Regions from separate parts of the Homo sapiens genome. Here region 2 is linked to region 1. Evidence: chromatin loops called from intact Hi-C (ENCODE). Cell type or tissue: MCF 10A. All regions are shown on one strand.

Region 1 (8,000 bases):
GGGCCTTGGATTGTGATTATTTGGAGACAGGGCCTTTAAAAAGGCAATTAAGTTAAAATGAAGTCATTAGAATGGGCCTTAATCCAGTATGACTCATGTCCTTATAAGAAGATTAGGATACAGATGACAGAGACACCAAGCACTCCTGCACCGAGTGACCACCATGTGAAGACACAGCAAGAGAGTGGTCACCTGCAAGCCAAGGAGAGAGGTCCCAGAGGAGACCAATCTTCCCAGCACTTTGATTTTAGACTCCTAACGGCCAGATGTGTGAGAATATAAATTTCCGCTCTTTAACCCACCCAGTCTATGGTACCTTGTTATGGCAGCCCAAGCTGAACTCATGATCTTTCTCTCCAAAACTCATTCTTTCCCACAGTCCAACATCCACTCTGAAGGACAGCCAGAAATCCCACCCTTACATCTCACATTCAATTTTGTAACAGGACCTGTCCATTTTACTACTCAGCTCTCTCCTATCCATCATTTCATACCTGAATGACCAGCAAAAACCTCTTTAATAGTTCCCCACGTCCATTCCAGCAATGCTCCGAATCTGTTCTCCCAATGCCCCCAGAGAGATATTTTCAAAACAAAAATACAACCTGTCATTCATACCTCACCCATACCCCTACCCCTTATGGCCCTTAGTGGCTGACCATAGCTTTTAGAATAAAGACAAACTCTATACCATGGCCTATGGAGCTCTGACCAGCCTCCGCCTCTCTCTGCTCCCCAGCATCATTGGCTTTCTTCAATTGCATGAAGGAATGAACCATGCTCTTTCTTGCCACAGGGCCCTCGCACATGTTGTTCCTTCTGCCTGGAATGCTCTTCCATCACCTGGCCAACTTCCCTTCCATCGCTTGGCTAACTTCACTCACTCTGATCTCTAGCTTAAGCACCACTTCCCTAGAGACGCTCTGGGACTTCCCCTCCCAAGTCTGAGTCACATTCCTTTATAATAAGCACTTGGAGAAGTGAGTTCCTTTCCTTCAGAGGCCTTCTCAGAGTTTATAATGAAACACTCTTTTGTGAGATTCTTTGTTTGATACCAGTCTCCACTACTCAGTGGGAAGCTCTGGGAGAGCTTTCTCTTTTTGTTTCGCCATCAGGTCCTAGCACCTGGCACAAAGTAGGTCTCAACTGATGCTTACTTCATGAATGGATGAATGGAATTAGGAAGAAATGGGGGAGATGGCACTCTAGGTATAGGAAAAAAAGATGCTTGAAAGGTCTGCCGAGACCACCACTCCTGTATTTGGCAAAGCCTCAACAGTGCGGTCTGCGAATACAAAAGTTTGCGGGAGGACCCCAAAACCAACACCCCCATCACACACACATGCACATCAAGTACATACCCAAATTCTGGAAGATCTCTGTCAAAATGCACACTTTCCTCATAGAAGACATTCAACTCTGCATCAACAGCAACAACCTTTACCTGAAAGGCATTTTAAAAAAGGAAGTGTAGAATTTTCCTCAGCTTCTACACTGGTCCAGGGGGTACTAACGTCACCAGATGAGGCCCCACACCCTAGGAGCAGTTCAACCTAGAGACCTCCTTGAAGGCAGGGCTGCCTCACCGTAATCGTGGTAACAGAGGACTCATCTGGGGTAACACTCAAAGATTTAGTAAAATGAAGAAACTGAGGCTAAGTAGGAACACCCACATGTCTCAAGGAATCTTTGTTCCCCAAATAGCCAAAGCCAAGACCCTCTAGAGGAAGATGTTCACAGATGAGTTGGTTCGTGCACCTGACAAGGAGGCGGGAGAAAGTGCCAGAGAGGAAGGAATGGGAAGCAAGGTTTGGAGGCATCTCTGGGGATCCATGTCTGCAGAGGCCTGAGACCAGGCAAGGCCATGGGCTATTCTCACAGGCCATGATTGTGGTCCAGAGACATTAATGTCCCACTGAAGCAATCTCCAAGCTTGGGAGTATAACTCCTTTCCTGGACAGATGGGAAAACTGAGGTCCAGCAAGGCAACTCGAGTCATCCAGAGTCCCACAGGACGTTCCCCCAAGGACTGGCCAGAGGCCTGCCTCCCTTGACCCATTCGAGAAGAGGGGTTTGACTGCAACTGTGTATATTTCCCAAGTACTTTAAAGGAAAAGGTGCCCCCGGTCACCCCATGCCCTCTTTGAAGGCAAATTTTGATTTGCTTGCCTGTCTGCAGGGCGTTGGCAGCAGCACACTGCTCCTCTGGCCAGCAGTCCTGGGTGCACAGACCAGGCAAGCTGGTGTCAACGAAGGGCGGTCACAGGGTAAAGTCCACTTGTACACTATGCATTTCACTTTTTTCTTTTTTTTTTTTTGAGACAGGGTCCCGTTCTGTCGCCCAGGCTGGAGACCGGTGACGCCATCTTAGCTCACTGCAATCTCCACCTCCTGGGCTCAAGCGATCCGCTTCAGCCTCCAGAAAAACTGGGACTACAGGTGTGCTCCACCATGCCCGGCTAATTTTTGTATTTTCTGGTAGAGACCGGGGTTTCTCCATATTGCCCAGGCTGGTCTCGAACTCCTGGGCTCAAGCGATCCACTCGCCTCGGCCTCCCAAAGTGCTGGGATTACCGGCAAGAGCCACCAGGCCTGGGCCATTTCAATTTTTAAAAAAAGGTTTTGGGCTATAATCTGCTTCCAGGTCACTGGTTGTGCATGTGCGCAGGGCTACCCGCCTGTCTGTTCCCCTGCCTTACAGTAGCTGACTTCCTTCGGATCCCCGTCACTGGGTGCCCAGAACAGCGCAGGAACCCGCCGAGTCCTCCGGCCCCTCTGGGCACCGGGGGTCCTGCCGAGGAGCGCCTGCAGTTTCCTGGGGTAGCTGGGTCCAGGCGGGGTCGAGGCCGCATCTTGCGAGCGGGTGGCATTGGCAGGGCATCTCCGGGCGAGGGCACCGGCGCCCCACGGCCGCGCGCAGGGCAGGGGCGCGGGGGCCCCGGGAAGCCCGAGAGGTAGGCGCGCCCGCGGCCGGGCCCATGTTTTCCCGCGTCCGGGTGACAGCCCGCCCCCTACCCCCACCGAAGCGGAGGAGGCGGCCCCGTGGCCCTGCGGCCAGGCGACTGTACCTGCTGCGTGCTGAAGTCCCAGCCCAGGCAGCAGCGGCGAGGGGCGTGCTCCGCCATGGCCTTTCGGGTAAGGCTGCGCGTCCGTCAGTCCGTCCGTCCGCCACGCGGCGTGATAGTCGCCGCGCTCCAGCGCCCAGAGACGCAGGGGCCCGCCCCTAGCTCCGCCCGGCCGGACTGTGGACCGGAGTCACGAGGCGGGCTTGCGCTCTGGCGCCGCCTGCGGGGCTACGCGAGCCGGGACCGCGTCCTGTGCAATCGACGGTGCCCCCACGCAGCCCGCTTTCCTTCGAAGCGCACCCCCTCTGGTTCTCCCCATCTTCATCTTATGTCTTCATGGGCCGTGCCCTGACACCGCCTGGCTTCCCTTAGAGGACGCCTGGGCCAGAGGTTTCAGCTATAAGCCGGCTTGTCTTTCAGAGGGAGCCTGCCTGTCCTTCTGGAGGCCCTGGGCCTGCCGTCCTCTGTGGCTGTATCTTGGCACTGGAGCAGCTGTCCACCCATGGTGGTGACTCAGGGGCCACAGGGAAATGGGCCCTGGGGTTGGAAGCACTGAGTCCTGACAAGCCCTATCCAGATCCAGCAAATCTGAATGGTTCCCAGTGTGTCACATCCCACCTGTGTATTTAAACTCAGCGGCTCCTGATGCCCCCACGGGGAGACACTCCTTCCTGGAGTCAATTGGTATTGATGGTCTAATGTGTGCCAGGCATGGTAAAGGGGAATGAGAACCAGAGTCAGACCCACTCCTTTTATTCATGGAGCTGAGGGCGCCTGTCCCACCAGCTACATCCTTCCCGTCCCTAAGACTAACTGCTTTCCAGAATTCCTCCCCAAACCCAGCATGTGAGAGGCTCCTCCTACGAACTTCCCAGCCCACCAGTGCCCTTTTCATGCACTTGCAATGGTCTGTCTCCCTTGCTGAACTTGAGCTGCTTGGAGTCTACATGGGATCCTCTTCACTGCTAGAACAAGAAGGGGCCAACATACTTGTCCTCCAAGACATTCACAGCTTATTGGGGACTCAGCCCCTCCAGCAGTCACCACCTGTGACAATAGACAAATACTGGATACTAGCTAGATCAGAAACAATTATGCAACCTGCTGAGCACATTTAATCGTCACAATGATGCTGGGAAGTAGGTACTATTATCTCCACTTTTAAAAAATTTTAAATAAAGGTATCTAAGTATCTAATCTAATTAAGATTAGATTACTGCATTTTAATCTAATCTTAACTGCTTGATGACTTTTTTTTTTTTTTTTGACAGAGTTTCACTCCTGTCACCCAGGCTGGAGTGCAGTGGCGTGATCTCCGGTCACTGCAACCTCCACCTCCCTGGTTCAACTGATTCTTCTGCCTCAGCCTCCCATGTAGCTGGGATTACAGGCGCACACCACCGCACCCAGCTAATTTTTTTTTTTTTTTGAAACGGAGTTTCACTCTTGTTGCCCAGGCTGGAGTGCAATGGCGTGATTTCAGCTCATTGAAACCTCTGCCTTCTGGGTTCAAGTGATTCTCCTGCCTCAGCCTCCCGAGTAGCTGAGATTACAGGCATCCGCCACCACGCCCAGCTAATTTTGTATTTTTAGTAGAGACGAGGTTTCTCCATGTTTGTTAGGCTGGTCTTGAACTCCCGACCTCAGGTGTTCCGCCTGCCTCATCCTCTCAAAGTGCTGGGATTACAAGCGTGAGCCACTGCGTATGGCTCTAATTTTGTATTTTTAGTAGAGATGGGGTTTCACCATGTTGGTCAGGCTGGTCTCAAACTCCGACCTCATGTGATCCACCTGCCTCAGCCTCCCAAAGTGCTGGGATTACAGGCGTGAGTCACCGTGCCTGGCCAATGACTTTTTAAAAATGTATGTATATACCCATATAAACACTGAGATCAAAACAGAACATTTCCACCACTCCAGAAGTTTCCTTCATGACCCTTCCTAAACTCCCAAGGCAATCACTATTCTGATGTCTACCAGTATAAACTCACTTTGAACTTCGTATAACTTACCATCTTCATTTTACAGAGTGAGAAACTGAGGTGTAGAGAAGTTAGTTAACGTGGCCTAATGAAACTGCCATTGCAAAATTATAACTGAGACAGTGAAAGAGATCTGACTTAACCAATTCCATCTTGCTTCTAGCCTCCAAGCTGTCATTGCTTATTCATGGGCATAGGCAGAACTAACTTTGGGAGGAACTTACTTTATAGTTTAAAACAAAGATGATAACAGCTCTTTCCCAAAACAAATCTCCTTCTTGCCTGTGACTAGACTGCCTTTGTAGGACTAACAAATTAGCCACAAGATTAGAAATTAAGGTTTAGGAGTCATGCAGCTGGAGACTACAAGATTCTGACCATCACCAAATTGCTCCTGGGGATAACATCACTATTGTAAAACCTAAGATCAGTGCTTGAGATATTTTAGAGACCCTGCACTTGATGGATCAGCTGGTACCACCCAGCTCCATAAACTGGCTCATCTGATCTTGTGGCCCCCACCCAGGAACTGACTCAGCACAAGAAGATAGCTTCAAATTCCTATGAGTTCATTTCCGACCCAACCAATCAGCACTCCCAACTCACTGGCCTCCACCCACCCACCAAATTATTCTTAAAAACTCTGATTCCCAAATGCTCTGGGAGACTGATTTGAGTAATAATAAAACTCTGGTCTCCTACACAGCTGGCTCTGTGTGAATTACTCATTCTCTATTGCAGTCCCCCTGTCTTGATAAATTGGCTCTGTCTAGGCAGTGGGCAAGGTGAACCTGTCGGGTGGTTATACATCCTTTGCTCAGATCATTGGAACACTCCTTCTTTTGTACAGAATGAGGTGTTGTCCAATTCTAGAATCACAGATAAAATCCATTTAGGATCTTTAAATTTGTTGTAATTTTGTCTTTTGACAGCAGATGTCAGCTCCCAATAAGAGTGGGTTAGTTTGCACAGAAAGGGCTCAGAGTGGACAGATGAACCCACATAGGGAGCTGTGAAGGCTATCAAAGACACAGAAAGAGATCATGAGAGAGGTGTAATGGTGGAATTCACTAGACCGAGCTTGTCCAACCTGCAGCCCATGGGCTGCATGTGGCCCAGGATGGCTTTGAATGCAGCTCAACACAAATCAGTAAACTTTCTTAAAATATTATAAGATTTTGGGGTTTTCTAGATATACAATCATGTCGTCTGCAAACAGGGACAATTTGACTTCCTCTTTTCCTAATTGAATACCCTTCTCCTGCCTAATTGCCCTGGCCAGAACTTCCAACACTATGTTGAATAGGAGTGGTGAGAGAGGGCATCCCTGTCTTGTGCCAGTGTTCAAAGGGAATGCTTCCAGTTTTTGCCCATTCAGTATGATATTGGCTGTGGGTTTGTCATAGATAGCTCTTATTATTTTGAAATACGTCCCATCAATACCTAATTTATTGAGAGTTTTTAGCATGAAGGGTTGTTGAATTTTGTCAAAGGCCTTTTCTGCATCTATTGAGATAATCACGTGGTTTTTGTCTTTGGTTCTGTTTATATGCTGGATTACATTAATTGATTTGCATATATTGAACCAGCCTTGCATCCCAGGGATGAAGCCCACTTGATCATGGTGGATAAGCTTTTTGATGTGCTGCTGGATTCGGTTTGCCAGTATTGTCTCAGCCCAAAATCTCCTTAAGCTGATAAGCAACTTCAGCAAAGTCTCAGGATACAAAATCAATGTACAAAAATCACAAGCATTCTTATACACCAACAACAGACAAACAGAGAGCCAAATCATGAGTGAACTCCCATTCACAATTGCTTCAAAGAGAATAAAATACCTAGGAATCCAACTTACAAGGGATGTGAAGGACCTCTTCAAGGAGAACTACAAACCACTGCTCAAGGAAATAAAAGAGGATACAAACAAATGGAAGAACATTCCATGCTCATGGGTAGGAAGAATCAATATCATGAAAATGGCCATACTGTCCAAGGTAATTTATAGATTCAATGCCATCCCCATCAAGCTACCAATGACTTTCTTCACAGAATTGGAAAAAACTACTTTAAAGTTCATATGGAACCAAAAAAGAGCCCGCATCGCCAAGTCAATCCTAAGCCAAAAGAACAAAGCTGGAGGCATCACACTACCTGACTTCAAACTATACTACAAGGCTACAGTAACCAAAACAGCATGGTACTGGTACCAAAACAGAGATATAGATCAATGGAACAGAACAGAGCGCTCAGAAATAACGCTGCATATCTACAACTATCTGATCTTTGACAAACCTGAGAAAAACAAGCAATGGGGAAAGGATTCCCTATTTAATAAATGGTGCTGGGAAAATTGGCTAGCCATATGTAGAAAGCTGAAACTGGATCCTTTCCTTATACCTTATACAAAAATTAATTCAAGATGGATTAAAGACTTAAACGTTAGACCTAAAACCATAAAAACCCTAGGAGAAAACCTAGGCATTACCATTCAGGACATAGGCATGGGCAAGGACTTCATGTCCAAAACACCAAAAGCAATGGCAACAAAAGACAAAATTGACAAATGGGATCTAATTAAATTAAAGAGATTCTGCACAGCAAAAGAAACTACCATCAGAGTGAACAGGCAACCTACAAAATGGGAGAAAATTTTCGCAACCTACTCATCTGACAAAGGGCTAATATCCAGAATCTACAATGAACTCAGACAAATTTACAAGAAAAAAACAAACAACCCCATCAAAAAGTGGGCGAAGGACATGAACAGACACTTCTCAAAAGAAGACATTTATGCAGCCAAAAGACACATGAAAAAATGCTCACCATCACTGGCCATCAGAGAAATGCAAATCAAAACCACAATGAGATATCATCTCACACCAGTTAGAATGGCAATCATTAAAAAGTCAGGAAACAACAGGTGCTGGAGAGGATGTGGAGAAATAGGAACACT
Region 2 (8,000 bases), 370 kb after region 1:
TGAGCCTGGAACATCTTGTTGTTTAAGAAAGTAAGGAAGCTACAGGTTGAGCATCCCTAATCTGAAAAATCTGAGTCCCGAAATGCCTCAAAATCCAAAATTTTTTGAGCAATGGCACCACAAGTGGAAAATTCTACACTTGACCTCGTGTGCCAGGTGGTAGTGAAAACACAGGCACATGATACACAGTTTATTTAGTGTCCCCAAATTATAAAAAATATTGTATAAAATTACCTTTAGGCTATGTGTATAAGCTGTACATAAAACAGAAATGAATTTCATGTTTAGACTTGGTTCCATCCCCAAGATATCCAATTATGTATATGCAAATATTCCAAAATCCTAAAAAATCCAAAATCCAAGACACTTCTGGTACCAAGCATTTTAGATAAAGAATATTCAACCTATATCAAAGACTTGTTATTAGTGTCCATAGCCAAAGGTGAAAATTAGAGCATGCAAAAGAATAATAAATGGACTGAAACTACAACAAATCCATGAGTTCATAATGATACTAAAAAAAAATTATTGGCTACTTTTGGAGGCCGCTAGAACACCAACTCATTAGTCTGAAAATAGAAATTGCCATTTTGCAATTCCTCATGAAATAGTGGGTGTAGACAATGATCACCAACAACTGCTAAAATTATGAGGTGAAAGGTTCATGGGAGAATTTTATAATAGATGGATCAGGCTAACACCACCTGAACCCAATGATGAATTTTAAATCTTTAAAAGTGGGCTAACCTGACATTTTATGCCTCCTTGATATGATATCTTCATAAGCGTATAATACCCATGATGTATTATTTTTTTCTTCTTTTTTTTGGGATAGGGTCTTGCTCTGTCACTCAGGCTGAAGTGCAGTGGCATGAACATGGCTCACTGCAGCCTCGACCTCCTGGGCTCAAGAGATCCTCCCACCTCAGCCTCCCAAGTAGCTGGAACGACAGTGGAACCACAGGTGTCTGCCACCCCGTCTGGCTAATTTTTTTTTTTTTAAGAGATGGGGTCTTGCCATGTTGCCCAGGCTGGTCTCAAACTCTTGGGCTCAAGTGATCACCTGCCTGGGCCTCCCAAAGTGCTGGGATTATAGGTGTGAGCCATTGCATCTGGCCTCTATGATATATTCTTGCAAAAAAAAAAAAAATCGAATCTAATCAAGCAGTAGAGCTCTAATTACTTGTTTAGAGGATATAAGGTGGCTATAAGAACATATTAAACATCATCACAAGACAGCAGCTGGACAAATCCAGAATGTAGGAGATTTCTACAAGACAAAACACCAGGGCTTCTTCAACAAATAAATGGCATAAAAGAGAAAAGGGGAGGAAAGGGAGACGTGTTAAGATTGCAAAAGAATGAAGAGACATAGTAACCAAAGCAATGCATGGATCTTTTTGGATCCCGATTGAAATACTCCAAATGCACAACACTTCGAGATGATAGGGACAATATGAACACAGTCTGGATATTAGACAATGTAAGAAACTGTTACTTTGTCAGATCTGACCGTGACTTGTGATTATATTAAAAAGCAATCCTTATCTGTTAGAGACACGTTACCAAATATATTATGTTGAATTTGATTTACTCAGTAAAATGAACACATTTACATAGAAATACATTTGGAGTATTTATTCAAATAATGATTCCACACTAGCCAAATTAATTGAGTTTGAATTTTTTTTGGTTATAAGCGAGACTGCAGAGTTCTGGATTCAAGGAAAGGACTTTGCAGGCTTTTGTAGAATCTGAGAAGCCTGTGCTTGAGAGGAAGCATCCTCTCCAGGGAAAAATGCCTGGTCTAGGGGCCTGATGTGGCAGAGACTGAGGGGTCAGCAGTCACCAGAGGCCCTGGTTGGCCTCTTTTCCCCTGGAAGTGTCAGGCAGCAGGCAGGAAGGCAGTCCTTCTTGCCCTGAGAGTTGTGCTGCACCCAGTGAGTAGGCACCGAGAGCTGCCATGGTCCAGGGAGCTTTATGAATGAAATGTTCCCAATGGGTGCTTTTTAGACATCATGATGAGGTAGCAAAGCTTGGCAGTCTTATTTGAAGACCTTATTGAAGTGTTTTATTCATTTTTTTTTTTTTTTTGAGACGGAGTCTCCATCTGTCGCCAGGCTGGAGTGAAGTGGTGGGATCTCAGCTCACTGCAACCTCCGCCTCCCGGGTTCAAGTGATTGCCCTGCCTCAGCCTCCCGAGTAGCTGAGACTACAGGTGCGTGCCACCAACGCCTGGCTAATTTTTTGTATTTAGTAGAGACAGGGTTTTACCATGTTGGCCAGGATGGTCTCGATCTCCTGACCTTGTGATCTGCCTCGGCCTCCCAAAGGGTTGGGATTACAGGTGTGAGCCACCACACCTGGCCTATTCATTCTTAAGAAATACTTCTGTTAAAGAGATCAACCAGGCCTCCTTAGTCTACAGGGGTCATGAAGTCCTACGCAGTAGCTGGCTCCAGGAGGTTACTGCCAGCAGAACCCTTGTCAATAACAATACTAAAAATGTCAATAAGACGATACAGGCTTATAGAGCATTTACCAGTCTCAAGCACTATTCTAAGTGCTTTTTATATATTGCCACACTGCAACCTCCAATGATCCTATGAGATCAGCATTCCTATAATTCCCATTTGACAGATGAGGCAACCGAGGCTCAGTGAGGTTAAATAACTTGGTCAATGACACGCAACTGCTAAATGGCAGAGCTGGGATTTCATTAGGAAAAGGCCCAGAGACCTTCTTGTGTAGGTGCTCAAAAGTGGTACCTGCCTGGCAAGACAGAGGGCTCAGATGGAGCACGACATTTTCTTTCTTTGGGGCCACTTACTGCATTCTCAGGATGGAAGATGTATGAGGCAGGGGAATTGTCAACAATGATCACTTTGCTCAGCTCCCGCCCAAGGCGACTCAGGTCCTTCACGTAGTTCCCACGATGAAAAACACATGATTCTCTGAAGAGCCGGGCCCGGAACACACCCCAGCGGTCTAGGAGGTCAGCCACAGGGTCTGCATACTGGAAAAGACGTGTCACAATGAAGGCTGGGTGTTTAAAAGAGCCCCCCAAACCCTGAACTACAGCAGCAAGATCCAGATTACGTTTTTTAAAAATGGATTTAATAATTAGATGTGTCTTAGGATCCTGGTTATTTTCCTCTCCGTGTACATAAGATGGCACTGGATTCTTCCATTTCTCTCACATCCAACCATCAGGAATTGTCAGTTTCATCTCCAAAGATAGCCTGACTCCATTTGCATCTATTTATATTGCCACCACCCTTAGCCTGGGCCTCGAATCTCTGGCCTGGGATGGCTGTGTGAGCCTCGTGAAAAACCTGTCTTTCCCACGGGGCCTCCTTTCTAGCCCATTCACCTAGAAGCTGTCAGAGTGGCCACTGGAAAACATATGTGCCATCATGTCACTCCTCTGCTGAAAACTCTCCACTGTCTACACACCGCACTTGGAGTAAGGCCCACGTTCCTCACTGCTGCGTCCCACATGGCACAGCTGAATGAGCTCCATCTGGAGCCCCTGGAGCCACACTGGCTTTGAGTATGGTCAGGACCTTTGTACCAGTGTTCCCTCTGCATGCATTCTCTCCCCAGCTCTTTGCAGAACATCTGTCTCCTGGTTTTTCAGGTCTTGACTTCCTCTCCCATCCACCTAGAGCCACATCTATCTTCCTTTCTGGGTTGTTTCCCTCACAGAGTGGAGTACTATGTGGGATTGCTTGATTTCCTCTCTCCTTGTCAGGGCCCAGGCCTGAAACATCCCCACCACCACATCCCTAGCACCTCCCAGAGTATCTACCACAAGAGGGGCTCAGTAAACATGAATTTCACCACTGAATGAATGAGCTGGCTCCAATGTGTCTTGAATGGCATGACACTGCCCCCTAGAGGTCCTCTGGGCACTTGGGCCAGACCAGCCCCTGAGTGACAGGATGGTGCCCAGCCGTCCACTCCCATAGATGCCCATCCACTTCCTTGAAGCCCAGGAGCTGGATGGGAGTTTGAGCCCAGCTCACAGTTGCGGATCATCCTGCCTGGCCCTCTCTCATGACCTAGGAAATTTCCCCCAAAGCAGGCTTGGAGAAAGAAATAAAGGGGTTTCTGAGAGAAAATCCTCATAACTGAAGATACCTAAAAGAGTGGGCCATACTGAGTGGCTAGGCCTGGAAGAAACAGGAGCAGTTGCCAAGCCTGACACGAGGCCAGGCCCCTGCACCAAGACCAAGTAAGGGGTACAACCAGGCATCAGCGGGACCCAGTGACTCTGCCAGGGAGGCAGAGAGCACCTGTGGCTGGTGGCGCTGGGAAGGCCAGTAGTGGAGTGCAGAGCAAGTGCCAGCACAGCTGTGGGACGTGGGCTGCAAAGCTGCAAGCAGCAGCTATGATTCCGTGGGAACATCCTCTCCTCTCCAAGGACATCCTGTAGGAGGCAGAGTCCAGGAGCAGCTGTGTTTCCTACTGGCCAAGGGAGGTGAGAGCTCAGGGCACTACAGTCATCTGCTGGTGAGGCTAACCAGGGGCCACGTGGGTGGGTTGTAGGCAACTGAGTCCAGATCAGGGGTATCCCATCTTTCGGCTTCCCTGGGCCACATTGGAAGAAGAATTGTCTTGGGCCACACATAAAATACACTATCACTAACAATAGCTGATGAGCTTTAAAAAAAATCTCCTAACGTTTTAAGAAAGTTTACGAATTTGTGTTGGGCCACGTCTAAAGCTGTCCTGGGCTGCACGCGCCCTGTGGGTCACAGGCTGGACAAGCTTGCTCTAAATGGAAAAAGATGATCTATTTCCTCATAATCATGAACACTTGTGGTAGCACCTATCTTTCAAGAGTGTCTGAGTCTGAGGCCTCCAGGCCTTAGAGAATGAATGTGAAGAATGTAAGCTTCACAAGGGGAGGGACTTTGTCTCTTTTTTTCTTTGCTATATCCCCAGTATTTAGTACTGTGCCTGGCACACAATAGGTACTAAGTAAATATTTGCTGGGTGAATGAAGGAAGGAATGACAATGAAGCAGATACTGAAAGGCTACGACAGTCAGCTTGAGGTTCCTGCGGGCTCCTGGGCAGCAGGCAAGGAGGTCCACTGCACCACTACTGCTGGCTGGAAGCCGAGTCCAGAGCCAAGGACAGGGGCATGACCACCCATCAGCAGGACATGTACCTCAGCGAGGAAAGAGGGTGGAAGGCTGCACGTGGGAGCTGATTCGGCTCAGCAAGGCTGGAGTAGCAGCAAGAGAAGGGTTGAAGAGACAGATGGTGGGGCAGGTGGGAGCCATCCAGGAAGAGTAACCGAACAAGGATGTTTAAGCAAATGCTGGGGACAATGCCAAGGAAGAGTGTTCTCAATTTTCCCAAACAAAAAACAGCTCTCACTTCACTGCTATTGGTGCAATCTTCTTGTTTATTTCTTTGGTTATTACTTCAGGCCCTTCAGCATCCCAGAGCACTGTTGGAAGAGCCACTGATGCTACAGATAACAATTAATCTTGGTACCACTCATCTGAAAGATTACCCACTGGGGAAGACTCTATTTTCCCTGAGGCCTTGTTCTCTTTTTGAAATGCAAAAATAAGGACGAGGATTTTGAATCCCACTCCACTGGTTCATGCTCTAAGGCCTGGTGATAAGTCTGGCAGCATTTGTGCAAGTGGGGCTCTCCCGCCCCTCAATCATCACAGAGATGGACCCAACCAGCAATGGCCAGGCCAGCAAAGCAGTGGAACATGCAGAGGAAGAGAAGGGAGTATGGGCATCAGGGCACCGTCCAGAAGCAGGACATGGCGGAGGAAGCTACTGTGTGATGTCCTGGAGACAGGCAAATGGTTAACCTGGGCCCCAGAAAACTCATCTTTGGGACCACTCAGGGTCCCTGAGATGCCCATGGAGACAACTGTGGTGCTACCAACAAATGGATGGTGTCAGCCCCATCAGAGTCAGAGTTTGGGAAATGGTCAAGGCAAAGATCTCCTGGGAGAAGCAAGGCCTACCCTGCCTGCCCCACACAGCACAGGCACCCTGCCACACCTGTGAAGGGGGAGACTAAACCATACTGGGAGGCTTGGGAACCTGCTAGTTTCCTTAAACAGTGGAGAGGACAAAGAAACCATTCTATTTGATCAGAGCCAGTGTAGATTTTAGGTCAGATTCATATCAAGCTTTAGGATCAAGATATGTCTGAATGATTTTATCATCACCAATAAATATATGTATATATATTTTTGAGACGGAGTCACTGTCGCCCAGGGTGGAGTGCAGTGGCATGATCTTGGCTCACTGCAACCTCTGCCTTCTGGGTTCAAGCAATTCTCGTGCCTCAGCCTCCCGAGTAGCTGGGATTACAGATGCCCGCCACCATGCCCAGTTAATTTTTGTATTTTGAGACGGGATTTCACCATGTTGGCCAGGTTGGTCTTGAACTCCTGACCTCAGGTGATACGCCCTCCTTGGCCTCCCAAAGTGTTGGGATTACAGGCATGAGCAACCGCGCCCGGCCTATCATCATCAACAAATAATTGTAACACAAAATAATGAACATCAGGAGTGCTTATCATGTGACAATGCCCAGCACAGTATGTGGAACACAGCAAGTGCTCAATGAATACTTGCTGTATGTGAGCCAGACACTGTGCTAAGTCCTTTACATATGTTATTTCATGTGATCTAGCCACAAGGTAGCTGGAATTATCCCCAATTTATAGAAGAAACTGACATGAGAAGTGAAGTAACTTGCCTCAGATCATACAGCTCATTAGGGCAGTTGGAACTCTCATTCAGCCCAAGCATGTGGGTGAGTGTCCAACACTTATCTCTCACTTGCTTCTCCCTCAAATCTGTGAAAGCAAAACCCAAGGACACAGGGGCCTCTAGCAGTTGGCTGACAGTCAATGGTTGAGGGGTACACCATCCTTTGTCCATTACACTGGACCTGTTTGTGATTCTCTGGACTGTGGACACCCAGCTTCAGGTGGCTGCACACAGCAACTTCATGGAGCATTTGTTCTAAGTGCTCCCTGTCACCATGGTAACCCAGAAGGCTTTCAGACTGGCACCATGCACATGGCCTGCATCCATCCCATCTGGGGTGGGAACCTGTCACCATAGAAATGGCTTCCCCCACCAAAACAAAGGGCTGCTTGACAGATTGGGGGTAGGGGTGGAGGGGCTGGGAGTACCAGGCTGGGAGTGTGGGGCTGGGAAGCAGGACTCACCTTGGCCAAGCTGGCAGTAAAGAGCACACATTCAAAAAGCTGCCCCATCCTCTGGAGGAACTCGTCCACATGTGGCCGCTTCAGCACATACACCTGCAATGGCAGGAGACAGCAGGCTGGTCAGATGTGGCAGTTGCTGGGGATGGCCTGGGGCCCAAATGCCCACTGTAGGAAGAATTGCTACAAAGGTTCCTGCCTCCCTCCCCCAGGTCTATGCATAGCAGGCAGAGGCCTAGACTGTATGAGGGGCTATGGAGTCAGACGTGGCACTCCTCAGACAGGGCTCCAGGTCTGAGTTCACTGCAGACGCCCCTCCTAAGGGAAAAAGAGAAGCTGACCATGGTGTGAGGGTCTTGGGGATATTCAGGGCCAGCAAATGGAAGGGTTGTACCATGTTTGTGTGTAATGACTCATTCATTTCACGTGTGTTTCTTGGCACCTGCTGAGGGTCAGGACCTGTGTGGGCACGGGCCACGGTCTGGGTGTTGTCCTTTCAGAGGTCCAGGCCCAGCATATTGCCCAGCAGGTCTGGGATTGCTCCGGCTGCCACCTTCTGTTCTGGATGGACATCCCCCTTACTAGGAAGGTCTGGGGTTGAAGCACAGGCCCAGCAAAGCTGCAAGAAGGGGCTTCCTTGTCAGCTTGGGAAGCTGTCTATGACACCATAAAGGGTGGGCTTGGTATGTTTCAGGGGATGTGAAACCATCGCTATTCCTGGACCCCAGACATAATCCATCAGGAGGGGTCTCTGAGCAGAGGGGTGCAAAGAGTAGCC

Evidence for each region. Hi-C counts contacts between places; a loop is a spot of excess contacts. Peaks named below come from ENCODE experiments on the same cell type or tissue, not always from the same donor. Only the 100,000 strongest peaks of a DNase experiment are listed, where the experiment ranks them.
Region 2: a loop joins it to region 1, with 6 times the contacts of the local background. A loop is called at or near these places in 8 of 110 quality-filtered maps.

What each region holds. Positions count from the first base shown.
Region 1 is chr3:38,341,994-38,349,993 of GRCh38, reverse strand. XYLB (xylulokinase) reads right to left here and starts at 3,209. Exons shown (of 19, transcript NM_005108.4): 1 at 3,069-3,209; 2 at 1,362-1,444. The coding sequence starts at 3,125. RefSeq lists enhancers at 1,769-2,600, 2,601-3,432 and silencers at 2,733-2,792, 2,803-3,042. In MCF 10A, CTCF peaks have their summits at 3,311 and 5,987 (motif pointing right); a DNase peak (open chromatin) is centred at 3,233.
Region 2 is chr3:37,970,725-37,978,724 of GRCh38, reverse strand. It overlaps CTDSPL (CTD small phosphatase like), which reads right to left. Exons shown (of 8, transcript NM_001008392.2): 6 at 7,226-7,318; 7 at 2,831-3,016. Among named protein-coding and RNA genes, the nearest start is that of MIR26A1, 5.3 kb to the right of the region's middle. In MCF 10A, a CTCF peak has its summit at 3,906 (motif pointing left); a DNase peak (open chromatin) is centred at 3,894.